Linked DNA regions of Homo sapiens: region 2 is linked to region 1. A link is an interaction called in ENCODE POLR2A ChIA-PET data of the cell type or tissue named here. Cell type or tissue: Caco-2. All regions are shown on one strand. Region 1 overlaps LOC105369422 (a long non-coding RNA gene). Region 2 overlaps TMEM135 (transmembrane protein 135).

Region 1 (5,000 bases):
GAGCCCCCTGAGGCAATTCAGGTGCATGCCTGGGAATGAGAACTGCAGCCCAGGGACCTCAGGAATTAACTATGAAATGGGATGCATAGCTTCTCCTGGACAGATGTCATTAAATAACTGACTCATCTAACTAATGTTTTCTTTCTGAGAATAAAACAAACTTTTATTACAGTTTGGCTTCCCATGCAGGTCTGTCTTGAGAGACAGAATGGTTATATATTAGGTAACAGATATCCTAGTTTGTATGACAGGTTTTAATTTTCTATTGTTATTTAATAAATTGGCAGCTTGATTTATGCACTCATTTATAAGCTTGTTTTATATCACTTAGCCTGAGAAAGGAAGAGCCTCCCTGATATGCTTCCAAAGCCAGGTTTTTTACCCTGGTTGTTTGTGGCAATAAATTCTGTATTAGCCAAGAATGGTTAGGCTATGCCGAGATACCACATACACTCTAAATCTCAGAGAATTTAAAATAAGAAAGATTTATTTTGTGTTTACACAAACTCCAAAGCAGACTGGCCAGTTCTTCAGGGCAAGGGCAACCAGTGATTCAGGAATATAGCCTCTTCCATCTGCACTGGGCCTTCGTCAGTGGTCACTTTTTTTAATTTTTTCCTTGCTTCTTTGATTTTTCATGTGTGCATAATTTTTAGTTCTTTTGCATAGCAGCATGCACAAAATTTAAGTGTACAGCTTGATGAATTTTTAAATTTGCCTTTACTGAGACTACTATTTGCCCTGAGACTGCTATGCAGATTAAAAAAAAGTATTTCCATCACCCCAGAAGGCTCTTTAGTGCCCCTTCCCAGTAAATACACCTGCAAACAGAGGTAACCACTATTCTCACTTCTAGCATCATAGCTTCATTTTGCCTGTTCCTAAAGCTTATAGTAACAAATGCATACGTTGAATATTTTTTGTGTCTGGCTTCCTTCACTCAAGATCTTATGCATGTTGTCGTATGTAGCTATAGTTCATTCATTTTTATTGCTATATTGGGTCTATTGTATGAATATAGCACAATTTTTTCATTTGAGGACATTTGTGTTGTTGCATGTTTGAACCTACTATGAATTACCCAGCAAGGGACATTCTTTTACTTGACTTTTGTAGACGTATGCTTTTGTTTTTCTTGAGCATATACCTAAGAGTAGATGTGCTACGTCATGGGGCCAGCATACATTTAACTTTCGCAGATACCAATCACTGCTTTCACTTTTAAGGGCCAGACCTGGAAGTGGTTTACATCACTTCTGCTTACATCCCACTTCCAGAACTTAGTCACATGTCCCCAACCTAACCACAAAGGAGGATGGAAAACGTAGTCTTTCCATGTAACCAGGAAAGGAAAATGAAATGAGATTTTGTTAAGCATTTTGCGCCATCTCTGTCACAAATATCAACTGCAGGGTCAGGCTACCTGTAAGACAACCAGCTAACCTCCAATGATTCTCTTCCATCTTTGTGAACTGTATGACTCTCTTTTCTTAAATGAATATATGTGCAATAGTATAGCTTACTATAAATGAACTAATGCAAACTGATCATCACATAATATATATATAATATATATTATATATATGTTATATATATTATATATATATATATATATTTTTTTTTTTTTTGAGATGGAGTCTCACTCTGTTGCCCATGCTGGAGTGCATTGGCACAATCTCAGCTCACTGCAAGCTCTGCCTCCCGGGTTCATGCCATTCTCCTGCCCCAGCCTCCTGAGTAGCTGGGACTACAGGCACACGCCACCACGCCCAGCTAATTTTTTGTATTTCTAGTAGAGATGGGGTTTCAGCCCGTTAGCCAGGATGGTCTCGATCTCCTGACTTTGTGATCTGCCCACCTCTGCCTCCCAAAGTGCTGGGATTACAGGCGTGAGCCACCACACCTGGCAGTTTTATATTTTTAACAAAATTCCAGTCATCATAATGCCCCTTAAGGACAAGATCTATTTCTGACACATCTTTATTATCTTCTGTACCACATAGCACAGTGCCTTGTACACAGAACATGTTTAATATTTAATAAAAGAAGTCTTGGTGGGAGAGAAATTTGAAAGCACTGTACTCTTGTTAAGGCCGGTTGTGGCTCATGCTTGTAATCCCAGCACTTTAGGAGGCCGAGGCGGGTGGATCACCTGAGGTCAGGAGTTCAAGACCAGCCTAGCCAACATGGCAAAACCCCGACTCTGCTGAAAAAATACAAAAATTAGCCGGGTGTGGTGGCACACACCTCAGGAGGCTGAGGCAGGAGAATCGCTTGAACCCAGGAGGCGGAGGTTGCAGTGAGCAGAGATCGCGCCACTGCACTCCAGCCTGGGCAACAGAGGGAGACTCTGTCTCAAAAAAAAAGAAAAAAGAAGAGTTAGTTACTTTGTATTCTGCCTACCATTCACTCAGATTGCAACATTTGCCCCTAAGCACAGAGCTTACCCCTTTCCTTATCAGAAGCCTCTGCCAAACATAGGAACAATGTCTTATTTGTTGACCATATTGTAACTCTCAATTACTCATTCTGGGATTTGCTATGTCCTCAGTGTTCTTATTGCTATGCTGTGTGCCTGTTTTTGATGGTGAGGCGCCTCTTTCTTTTCACAATTCCTTTGAAAATCCCTGCATGACATGCAGTACCAGCATTTTATTTTACTTTTGTGAAGGTTCTACTGCTTTTTTTAAACAATACTTTTTTTTTCTTGAAACTCAAATACTTAAAACAACTGCAAGTACTTTGAAGTGAGGGACCATCTCTTGTATTTCTTTGTGTGACAGATGGTGCTCATAATAGGTTATCAATATAATCTTTTAAAAGAAATGCTGTTGTTTGCCTTTTGCAACTGACAGTCTTGCTTGCAAAACTGAGACACATTTTTGCTGAAAGTAATTCAGAGAATTGATCTATATCAAATATATTAAAATCTCCAAAACTGCAATTTCCTCCAAAATTAACACAGCCCCTTTAGTGCCTAGCCCAGGATCTACTATATAGGCACACTCAACCATTTGTTCGATTAGTAAAATGCAGAGATTATATATACTTACATAGTTAAACCTCTATAGATAGCACTCACAGTAACTTTCTTATTTAAAGACTCAAATAATGGGCCCTATATTTTTTCTCTCTCTAAAGTTTTCAATATCTGTTTTCCCAAAGTCTTAAGTACATGTCTAAACATGCTCATCAGTCATATCCTTGCACATTACAAACACTACAAATTCTAAGATGATACAGATACTTTTTATCAAAGATCTTGTCACTTTCACGGGTACAACTCAGTATCCTATTATAGTTAGAATCAAGTCCAAAGGCAGAGGTTTTTCCTTATTAAGATTACTTTGTAAAAGACAAACTAATGTGCAAGAATTTATTTGATGATCTGCTTTTAATAGAATAAGACATAATGATAGTTGAAGACTTCCTTGCTTACTAAATCTCTTTGGATTAGTTTGTAATCCCTTTTGGAAATATATTTTCCACATGGTCTGATGGACAAAGCCATCTGTTATATGCACTCAAAATAATGCATATTTCCTTTTTTTTTTTTTTTTTTTTTGAGATGGAGCCTTGCTCATTTGCCCAGGCTGGAGTGCAGTGGCGCGATCTCAGCTCACTGCAACCTCTGCCTCCAGGTTCAAGCAATTCTCCTGCCTCAGCCTACTGAGTAGCTGGGATTACAGGTGCACGCCAACCTGCCTGGCTAAATTTTGTATTTTTTTTCGTAGAGACAGGGTTTCACCAAGTTGGCCAGGCTGTTCTTGAACTCCTGACTTTGTGATCTGCCTGCCTCAGCCTCCCAAAGTGCTGGAGTTACAGGCGTGAGGCACTGCACCCAGCCAATAATGCATATTTTCTATCTCTTTTTAAAAATATTATCAACCAGATTCTTTGTATTTTGTGCCTATTCTCATGTTTGAAGATTTTCTTCCTTAAAATACTACATTCCATATATTTTTAGTCTGACTATAAATTAGCAATATTTTTAGAAGAAATTTTGGCAGGATCTATAAACATTTTACTTTTCTTTTTTGTAGAGATGGGGGTCTCCCCATCTTGCCCAGCCTGGTCTCAAACTCCTGGGCTAAAGCAATCCTCTCACCTCAGCCTCCAAAAGTGCTGGGGTTACAGGAGTGGGCCACTATCAGCATTTTAAATGTCTCTATCCTGTGACCCAACAATTATACTTCTAGGCCTCTATCCTATAGAAATACCAACAAAAAACTGAATCGTGCATTATTTATAAGAGCAAAAAAGATTTAAAATAATCTAAACGTTCATATTAAATAGACATGTATAAACTTATATTTATATCATCGAATGCAGACAGCAAAAAGGATAAGGTAGATCTGCACATGCCAATATTGAAGAATATTTATGATATTCAATTGGGAATAAGGGGAAAAGAGCACAAAGTATTTTATATAGAGTGAGCTCATTGTTTAAAGAATAAAAGACATTGGGTGTATGTATATATATATATATTTCTATATATGTTTATGTAGTCATTAAAAAAGGTGTAGGAGAATATACAACAAATAAAGGGATAGGCAGAGCCCTTTCACCTTTTACTTTATATATAATATATATACACTAATATATTATTTAATTTTTTCCCAACTAGTATGCATTATTCTTACAGCCCAATACTTCCTTCTAAAGAAATTTTTCTTTTGTTAGAGTTTATTTTTAGGTAATGAGTGTTAATTTTTCTGAATGTATCATTATTTTGCCTTCATTCTACCTCAAAATAATGACAATTTTGTTATCTATAGAATTATAAACCGGGCTCACATCTGTAATTCCGGCACTTTGGGAGGCCAAGGCAGGTGGATCAACTGAGGTCAGGAGTTCAAGATCAGCCTGGCCAAGACGGCAAAACTCCATCTCTACTAAAAGTACAAAAAATTAGCCGGTCATGGTGGTGCTCCAGCTACTTGGGAGGCTGAGGCAGAATCGCTTGAACCCAGGAGGTGGAGGTTGCAGTGAGCTGA
Region 2 (5,000 bases), 98 kb before region 1:
AATGGCTCACGCCTGTAATCCCAGAACTTTCGGAGGCTAAGGAGGGCAGATCACCTGAGGTCAGGAGTTTGAGACCGGCATGGCTAACATGGCAAAACCACATCTCTACTAAAAATACAAAAATTAGCCAGGTGTGGGGGCACAGGCCTATAACTCCAGCTACTCAAGAAACTGAGGCACAAGAATTGCTTGAACCCGGGGGGCAGAGGTTGCAGTGAGCCCAGATTGCCCCACTCCACTCCAGCCTGGGTGACAGAGCAAGATTCCATTTCAAAAAAAAAAAAAATTGGCCAAGCATGGTGGATCACGCCTGTAATCCCAGCACTTTGGGAGGCCTAGGCAGACGGATTACCTGAGGTCAGGAGTTCGAGACCAGCCTGGCCAATATGGCGAAACCACATCTCTACTAAAAACACAAAAATTAGCCAGTCATGGTGGTGTGCGACTGTAGTCCCAGCTATTAGGGAGGCTGAGACAGGAGAACTGCTTGAACCTGGGAGGCAGAGGTTGCAGTGAGCTGAGATCGTGCCACTGCACTCCAGCCTGGGCAACAGAACAAGACTCCGTCTCAAAAAAAAAAAAAAAAAAAAAAAAAAAAAAAAAAAAAAAAAAAAAAATTAAGGAATAAGGAACATGTATAGAAAAAAGCAAATTCTGCTAATAATACCAACCTTGCTGCTCCTTTCAACTACAAACCTATGCTAAGTTTTTTTTACGAGCAAAGTAGAGGTTTTAAATTTTAAAATCAGATAGTTAGAAGACACAAAAGCTCCACATATTTAGAGTTAAGCTATAACTCTAGGTTAAAAAAAAAACAAAAAAAAAAACCTTAAACCTGCTTAATTTCCAAATAGGGAACAGCAAGGGCATTTGGAAGAAATAATTCATTGGAGTTTCTTAGAATCAACTTAAGCTTATATACTGTATAGTATTCCATTGCATAAATATAGAATTTACTTATTCATTCAACTACTAAGGGACCCTCGAGTTGAATTGAGTTTTCATAATTACAAACATGCTGCTCTAAATATTCTTGCTGGTTTCTCCTATTTTCTACATACAGTTAGAAATTTTTCTAGAATATACTTAAAGAATGGGTTGATGTGTACATGTTTGGTTTTATTTAAAAGTAACAAACCGTTTTCCAAAGTGTTTGCAAATTGACACTCCTACCAGCAATAGATAAGAGTTCATTTCCTACTAGTATTTTTCTTAGAGTTAACAAAACAGTTCATCAAGTATCCTGAAGGTATCTAAACATACATCAAAGCATAATTATTTGTTCAACAAATATTTACTGACTACCTGCTTAATGGTACCATACATATAGCAGTAACTCAGTAATCAAAAGCATTTCCTGAAACTTCTCTTAGTAGGAAGAGAATCAACACTTAGTCTTGTAGAGATTCTCTTATTACAAGTATCAGAAATCTGCAAGAAAAAAAAGAACACGCAGAAGGTTGAAACAGCTAGAGCAAAGATCTGGAGTCAAAGGAATACAAAGCAGTAAGAGATTTGAAGCAAATACGTAAACATGTATACGCAAATGCATACAATCATACATGCTAACATACATGCATATACAGGCACAATTAAGACTAGGAAAAAGGGGGTCATCAAGGTATAGAAGGGCTGTAGTTTTGTTTTCCAGCTCTAAAATCCTTAACAGAAAATTAAGGTTAGAAACCAAGTGTTTTACTAGACCATACCACTATTATCTATAGCAATGTCTCTATTATCCGTGTAACCACTTCAGAGAATAACTAGAGTTGGACCAAAAAAAGCCAAAGTAAGATTCTAGATCAAGCATGATGAGATAGAACACTTATTTGCCTATTTGAATTTAAGAGATGTTCAAAGTTCCTCCCACCTCCAAAGCAGATATTTCTTCTCACAGAGCCTGAAACCACATGTACATTATTGTATTCTGCTGGACATTCAGCATTTTTTTTCATTCAATAACAAATATTTACATTAAGTTACAAATATCAATGGACACAAGAAACTTAAAAAGATAAGCAACTGAAAAAAATAATAAAAACAAAACTAGGAACAGACATGCTGAAAAAGGTGCCAAAGCACCAAACAAAAAATGTGCCTACTTCACCACTTAATCAACACCTAGCCCTAACACTGGTAGGTAGGAAGAAACAAACTTGCTGTTGTCTTTAACTGGCCTCTTACAGAAACTTAGTCTACTGAAGACTAACATCCTAAATTGGCATATAGTTTTGTTTGAATTTATATAATTTAATAGATTTCCAGTATACTATACCAAATTATACTCACTTCTAACTACATCAGAGTATCATACAAGTTCAATTCCACACATAACTTAGAATGGGAGAAAGAACCTGGGATCAAAACAGAGAAGCTCACAAAAAGAAAAAGTGACGTTCCAGATACTAAAACGCCAGTGCCACAAAACCTGGAGGCCATGAATCTTGATTAGCCCACAGAAAGGCCTGCCATGGAGACTGTGTGGCTGGCACCCATGGAGCAATAATTTGGAATGAATGGAGCCCTTAGTATTTTGTATTAATTGAAGTAAGACGTTTAGGAATCTGACACTTCAACTTAGATTAGTTCACACTAATTGAACACAATGCTAAACATTATCCTCAGACACCAAAGTGAAATGTTTAACAACCTATAAACAGGGCCTCGGTATTGAATTCTTTGTCTTATTTAAGTCAAAAGGAACCAGATTACTTTTTTTATGGTTTTAACAAAGTAAACAGGAGCTGGAAAATATCCAAAACTGTTCAAATCAATGTTGTTTTTTACCAGGCTAGGGCTGTTAATAAATATACCATAAATGAGCTCAGACTTTTTTATCTACACTTATATATGTATTCTTGAAAAGGATGTAACAGATTCCAATTCTTAATCATTCCCCCTAATTCCACAATTTCTCACCATTTCCTGTACTAGTTTACCCCTGCTTTTGACTTTTAATTCCATCATAAATTACTCTAATAAGAATTCAGAATCCAAACATAAATTTTATAAACACATACAGTACATACACCTACTTAGTAATTAAAACCAGCCTTCATTAAAGGTAATGCTTCCTTCTAGTATTTCTATAGCATTTGCTATACTTCATGGGGACTTTACTAACAATTTTTAACACAAAAAATGAAAACCATGTTTTTTTAAAACCATCACATTCTAACCATACAATGAGTCCTTTTCTCCTGCAAGTATGTACATATAGTATATATATATATTTTAAAAAGCAAAGCAAAACAAAACCCTTAGCACTTTTAAATGTATACATTTTTAGCGAGAACTAAATTTCCTTCCAAAAAAAAGAACACAGTATACTAAATTTTTTGCTAGAAAGTTAATGTAATTGTTTCAATTATAGTCATTTTTAAACTTTTTTATTGAAAGGATGAATAATTATTAGTAAATGTTTAATGAAATTATAAAATATTTGATAAAAGTGAAGTAATTTTAATATAAATGTTTTTGACACTATTTTATACATATAAATATACATTTATGCACACAGGCATAATAGTATGAACTTCTAAAGAGACAGCCACAAAAATTAAGTTTTAAGAGCCTACTGATAAATATTATTATAATTATTTTTCAAAATGATCAATAAAGATTTATGTTGATTTTGTGAATTAAAATACAGGTATTGTAGGCCGGGCATAGTGGCTCAAGCCCATAACCCAACACTTTGGGAGGCCAAAGCGGGTGGACCACTTGAGGTCAGGAATTCAAGACCAGCCTGGCCATAAAGCAGATCCCAATACAATAAAATATTGTTCCTTGATATCACTGTTGAAAACAAACAAGAAGGGGTGAGTGAGAATGGCAGGGAAATAAAAGGTATATGTTCCAGGTAATGAGTACGAAATTTGCTTTGTTAAAACAGTAAAATCAGTATAAATTTTAGGAGTTAAACAGAATTTATCTTCATTTAAGTAAATTATCTGTAAAGATTGTTTAAATGAATTTTGTAAAACATTTGTATGTAAATTTTCTAGAGCTCTTATAATTTGATGCAGTAGTCTGAGAACTGACCCCCATCTTCTAAAACTGCTGTCCATCCCCTTTACAATTACTTCTTCCCAAATCAGCTGGAGTAACAGTTTTAAAAATGCAAATCCTATCACATCACTTTTTGCTTTTTAAAAGTCTCCAATGGTTTTCTATTACACTTAAAGTCCGAACTCTTTACCACAGCCTACAATATCCTAAATATAATCTGCTTTTGTCTATCTTTCCAACCTCATTTCATACCATTCTGTCCAGACATAACAGACTCCTTAGCTATAAATCAAATGAATCAAACTTGTTGTCATCTTGGGACCTGTTTACTTATTATTCATTACACTCTTGCATAAGATTTTCTCAAGATGTATTAACAGCTCCTTTACATCATTCGGAGTGTACTCAATGTCATCTCTCCAGAGAGGCCTTTCCAGACCAAAAGCACCTCTACTCCCCCACAACTACTCTTACCCTGCTTATTTTCTACCTAGCACTTCCACCTCTGACATTTACAATTTTAATTTATTTACTTATTGGATTATTGTCCCACTTTCCCTCTATTATGTAAGGTCTACAAAGACAGCGCATTGGCTATCTGTGCCCTGGCCTCAAACACAACACACATGTATGTGTTTCATACCTAATTTAGTTGCTTTGGCTTTATAAACAGAAATCAATTTGGTTAGCTTGAGATAAAAATAGGAATTAAAGGGAAGGACACTTTGATGGCTCAGAGAATTGAAAGAAGTTCTAACGAGTCAAGTCAAGTACAGAGCCTCATTCGTGCCCTGGCCTCAAAACAATACCAGACACAGAGCAATTACTCAGTATTTGTGAAGTAAGAGAAGTAGCAACTAAAGCAAGGAAACAAAATTAGTATTTACCCTAACAGCATTTTCTGTTTCAAGCATTAAAAGATAAATATGACTAAATAAAATCCCAGCTCTGGAAAAGCTTATCAGTGTAATGAGAGAAGAACAGAAGTA

The links. ChIA-PET counts read pairs that join two places held together with the same protein. Peaks named below come from ENCODE experiments on the same cell type or tissue, not always from the same donor. Only the 100,000 strongest peaks of a DNase experiment are listed, where the experiment ranks them.
Region 2: POLR2A ChIA-PET joins it to region 1 with 6 read pairs; 7 of 35 experiments call an interaction of 5 or more read pairs at or near these places.

Annotation. Positions count from the first base shown.
Region 1 is chr11:87,027,082-87,032,081 of GRCh38, reverse strand. The region is part of intron 1 of LOC105369422 (a long non-coding RNA gene); the gene reads left to right. Among named protein-coding and RNA genes, the nearest start is that of TMEM135, 8.4 kb to the left of the region's middle. In Caco-2, no CTCF peak of the experiment used is centred here; a DNase peak (open chromatin) is centred at 2,481.
Region 2 is chr11:87,124,831-87,129,830 of GRCh38, reverse strand. All of the region lies in intron 4 of TMEM135 (transmembrane protein 135), which reads right to left. Among named protein-coding and RNA genes, the nearest start is that of TMEM135, 89 kb to the right of the region's middle. In Caco-2, no CTCF peak of the experiment used is centred here; no DNase peak of the experiment used is centred here.